2 separate regions of the Homo sapiens genome follow, and region 2 is linked to region 1. The links are chromatin loops, found by intact Hi-C in ENCODE. Cell type or tissue: HCT116. All regions are shown on one strand. Region 1 overlaps TMEM220-AS1 (TMEM220 antisense RNA 1). Region 2 overlaps DNAH9 (dynein axonemal heavy chain 9).

Evidence for each region. Peaks named below come from ENCODE experiments on the same cell type or tissue, not always from the same donor. Only the 100,000 strongest peaks of a DNase experiment are listed, where the experiment ranks them.
Region 2: a loop joins it to region 1, with 11 times the contacts of the local background. A loop is called at or near these places in 2 of 110 quality-filtered maps.

The regions. Positions count from the first base shown.
Region 1 is chr17:10,736,045-10,738,544 of GRCh38, reverse strand. All of the region lies in intron 1 of TMEM220-AS1 (TMEM220 antisense RNA 1), which reads right to left. Among named protein-coding and RNA genes, the nearest start is that of TMEM220, 7.3 kb to the right of the region's middle. In HCT116, a CTCF peak has its summit at 1,273 (motif pointing left); a DNase peak (open chromatin) is centred at 1,254.
Region 2 is chr17:11,643,443-11,645,942 of GRCh38, reverse strand. It overlaps DNAH9 (dynein axonemal heavy chain 9), which reads right to left. Exons shown (of 69, transcript NM_001372.4): 11 at 1,244-1,312. Among named protein-coding and RNA genes, the nearest start is that of DNAH9, 46 kb to the right of the region's middle. In HCT116, CTCF peaks have their summits at 1,271 and 1,477 (motif pointing right); a DNase peak (open chromatin) is centred at 1,472.

The DNA.
Region 1 (2,500 bases):
GGGCCCGACCCTTACTCCCTCATTGGCCTTCATTATCTCCTTAAAGGCCCTATCTCCAAATACTCAACTTATGAACTAGGGAGTGCAGGGGGAGCACAAGTCAGTCCATAACAGGGTGGGAAGCCAGTTAGGAGGTTAATGTGTTCAAAGAGGGGAAATGCTGATCGCTGGGACCAGGTGTCAGCAATAAAAATGGGGGACTACTGAGCAGAAAAGTTCACCAGAATCAGTGGTGGACTGAGAGAGGAGGAAAGATGAGGTGTCAGGAATAACTTCCAGGTTTCTACAATGATCATGGTGGCTCCCATAAAGAGATGTCTACATCCTAACCCCTGGGACCTGTGAATGGGACCTTATTTGGCAAAAGGGTCTTTGCAAACATTACATTGAGGATCTCAAGATGAGACATCCTGCATTGTCCAAGTGGGTCCTGAATCTGATGATACATTGCCTTATAAAAGAAGAGCAGAAGGACAGACACAGAGAAGGTAACGTGAAGAGATTGGAGTCATGTGGCCACAAGGAGCCACTGGAAGCTGTCAAAGCAAGAAAGGACTTTACCCCAGAGCCCTCAGAGGGAGTGCAGTCCTGCTGACACTTTGACTTTGGGTACCTGGCCTACAGAACTGTGAAAGAATAAATTCCCCTACTTTTAAGGCAAGCTGGTGATAATTTGCTAAGGCAGCCCTAAGCAACTGATAACAAGGAGCACTTGAATGGGTGAGAGAGGGAAACCGGAGGGGCTCAGGTCTTGTGGGATAGGAGGGTGGGTATGAGTTTACACGTAAAAATTCAGAAATTGTGGTGGCTTTCAGATATCAGGAGGTGAAAGGGCCGTAGCTGGGCTTACAGTAAATACTCATCAATTCATAGTTGTTATCATCATTTACTTTTAGAGTACGCCTACATTAGAAGTGATTGCTCCTCTCAAGCATATCTGAATTTCCTGGAGTACTGGGGTGGCAGTTTCAAGCTCTGCCAGCACCACAGCAAAGCTTAGCTCTTTTCTTGCAACACCCTTGTTTGGGGATGAATATTTCCTGGTACAAAGTTCTATTTGAATCACTTCTCCGCCTATTGGTTAAGATCAAGTGTAAAGCTCTGTTTGCACTTCTTCACCTCCAGCTGATGCCAACCTCGTACCCACCCAGAAGTCTACATCACAGGCTTCCTGGGAGAGCCAAGGGGAGGCACAGCCCACTCTTCCCTCCTCCCCTCCTTCGTTCCATGCCCGCACGACTCCATTCCCAGCAGAAGTCCGCCATCTTGTGGACACATACAATTCCAACAGCCCAGGCCAAAATCAGAAAGTCAAGATCAGAGAGAAGATGGCTTCAAAGTCACTCAACTTCTCTTCCTACCTCCAAATACAGCTTCATCTAATTGGCTCTAAAAGTCAAGGGCATGAGTGGAGAATCTTCCTGGTCTTTAAAATAGCTAAGACATAAGAAGAATGGCATCAAAGGAGGACCTCAAACATCACCCCTTCAGCCTTTGGAGAATTGAGCCCCTGGTCTACAGATGACCCCTTCCACCCTCTCCAGTTCATGGAAACAGGGTAGCTGTTGAGTTAAATGCTCCACTCTCATGGGAGAGAGAGCCCACTTCACTCACTCCCTTCATAAACCTGCAGAAGGCCTCACCATGAGCTTGAAGAAGTCTAATTTCTGACTCACTTATTGCTTAACCAGGGTACTTAAAAGCTAGTGTATGCCTTTGTTTCTCTATCCATAAAATGGGGATGATAGTACTATCTACCTAATAGATCTGTTGTGGGCACAAGACGAGTTAATATATATGAAGTGATTAGAATACTGCCTAACTCAGTAAATTCAAGACGCTACCTATTACATCCCCCACCACCAAACCCAATATTCCTACAACATTTCATTGTATCCCCACTCACCTTGGATATTGTTTATATCCAGGTATGTCAGGTGCTACTGGAGAGAAGAAAAAATTAACAGGTTATAGTCCTTACCTTCTGAAATTTGTGGCATAGTCTAGGAGCATGAACAACACACATACACACAGAACAATTATTGCGAGATTAAAACTAAGAATTTCCAGCCAAGTGCGGTGGCTCACGCCTGTAATCCCAGCACTTTGGGAGGCCGAGGTGGGCGGATCACCTAAGGTTAGGAGTTCAAGACCAGCTTGACCAACATGGAGAAACCCCATCTCTATTAAAAATACAAAAAAATTAGCTGGGTGTGGTGGCGCATGCCTGTAATCCCAGCTTCTCGGGAGGCTGAGGCAGGAGAATCGCTTGAACCCAGGAGGTGGAGGTTGCAGTGAGCCAAGATCCTGCCATTGCATTCCAGGCTGGACAGCAAGAGCGAAACTCTGTCTCAAAAAAAAAAAAACAAAAAAACCCACACACCCAAAAAAAACTAAGAATTTCCATAAAGGGAAAAAAAAAGTGAAAGTATAAGGAGAAGAGCATCCACAGTCCCACCTAAGGAGATCAGGCGACTCTAATTGAGGCCAGGTAGGTGCT
Region 2 (2,500 bases), 910 kb before region 1:
GTGCCACTGCACTCCAATCTGGGCGACAGAGCAAGACTCCGTCTCAAAAAAAAAAAAAAAAAAGAAAAAGAAAAAGAGAAATGTACAGGACATCAGGCACCTAATAGCAGAGGTGGAAGGCTGGGGATGATAAGGAGAATGTCAGGGAAGGTTTCATAGGAGAGGTGATGAAGGGATGCTTGCTTGGGTCTCAGAGGATGGCCAGAGGTTGGGTGGCAAAGGGAGAGTGAGCATTCCTGGTGTAGCCAAAGGGTAGAGGTGAGAAACAGCATGCTTGAAACTGTGTGCTTGAAACAAGGACTACAGAGCATGGCAGAGGCTGGAGGTGGTGACGAGGAGGCAAAAACCACCTCAAGGAAGACTTTTCATGTCATGTTAAGGAGGCTGTGAGAACCACCGCAAGGCCTCCCAGCTGGTGGTGGCTATGGTGACATTATTGGATTTGGTAACAATGTGGGTACTGAGGGGAACAGATCTGGAGGCAGCAAGGACTGTTAGGAAGCCACTGCAGCAGTTCAGCCTGGAGAAGTTCCAGTCTCTTGTGAAGACACTGGTGGTGGAGACAAAGAGGAGTGGATGGACTTGAAGTTATTTTAGAGGTAAAAGGGGTGGAATGTGTGTTACTTGCCAGGTAGAGGTGCTGTTAATTAATCTGTCTGGAACAATGCTAAGCATAATCACAATTATAATCTCAACGGCCACCATTCTTCCCTCCTGAACCAGGAGAAAGAACAAATGGCAGAAGGAGAAATCAAGACAATGGCTGTTTCTAGACCCTAAGCCCTGGAAAGACTTATTCAGCTTTAAAGCAGTTACAACTTTGAAGTCATATAAAATTTTCACTCTTATGCTTTCTCAATAAAATGATGCAGGAAGTACTTTTTAAAACTTATTGCCTCTTTGTGCAGCATGCACTGTTGCTTTCTGCTGAGTAAGCAGCTGTTGCAATTTTCCGTGACATCCGTCTCGGAGTTCCATGAGTAGCACCCCACTCCTAGCTCTAGTTCACACTCCCAGCAAAACTACACTGGAAAAGTATTTATTTCCAGAATACAGCTGAATTCCCCAGATACCCTGTGTGTGTGCAACCCGGAAATACTGTACTCACAAATATCGTGGTTATAACATAAAACATAGAGTGATACTTCGGAGCCACTGAGGAATCTGCACAAACTCGGAGCTGCAAAAGGCAGCATGGAGGCTGTGCAATCTGCAGACCCACGCAATGCCAGAAGTTGCTTACTTTTCTAGCAATGACAGCATATCTTCATATTTTTGTTGCATTCGCTTTCCTTCTGCAGATTCCATGCAACTACTCGTACAAAAGAGAAAAAGTGACACAGAATTAGAAGAAGTTAAAGTAATAATCCGAGGAACAAACTGCAGTCTCCAAAGAAGAGCGTGAATAGCTCCTTGGCTCGTTTCCAAACAGCCCTGAAAGAGCCTTTCTTCTTCGCGAACATCTTACTCTGGCCACTAGAGGGCATCTGCACTTCCTGAAACGCAGGCAGCTCCGCAAGTGTCAGAGCTCTCATAACCTTTCCTGCCCGCAGCTCCACCAGCACCCTCACCTAGCTGAGCCAGTCACACACAAGGTATGTGAGGTCCTTCAAAAATCTGAATAAAAGGGAAATTGAGATATGAAAAAATTCTAGGTGCTGTAATTTTCTGTATTTAAGACCATCAATGTTATATACAGTCATGCACCACATAATGGCATTTTGGTCAACATATATACACGTATGTGACTGCGGTCCCATAAGATTTTAATGACGCTGAAAAATTCCTATTGCCTGTTGACATGGTGCAACGCATTACTCCCATGGCTGTGGTGATGCTGGTGTAAACAAACCTACTGTGCTGCCAATCGTATAAAAGTGTACAGTAATGTCCTAGGCCTTCGCATTCACTCACCACCCACTCACTGACTCACCTACAGCAACTTCCAGTCCTGTGAGCTCCATTCATGGTAAGTGTCCTACACAAGCGTACCATTTTTTAAATCTTTTATGCCTTATTTTTTGCTGTACTTTTTCTATGTTCAGATATGTTTAGATACACAAACACTTAGTATAGTGCTACAATTGCCTGCAATACTCAGGACAGTCACTCGCTGCACAGGTTTGTAGCCTGGGAGCAATACACTGGACCATAGAGTGTATTGATCATAGAGTGTATTGATCATAGGCTAAGCTAGACCATAAAGCGTATTGATCATAGAACGTATTGATCATAGAGCATATTGATCATAGAGCGTGTTGATCATAGAGCGTATTGCTCCTAGGCTAAGCTAGACCATAGGGCATTTGTAGCCTAGGAACAATACTCTAGACCACAGACATAGGTTTGTGTAAATACACTCTATGATGTTCACATAATGATGAAATTGCCTAAGGATATATTTCTCAGAACATAACCCCATTGTGAAGTAATACATGATTGTCTATAACACTATATGCCAGGTAAATATCTATATAGGTACAGATATATTAACATGTTT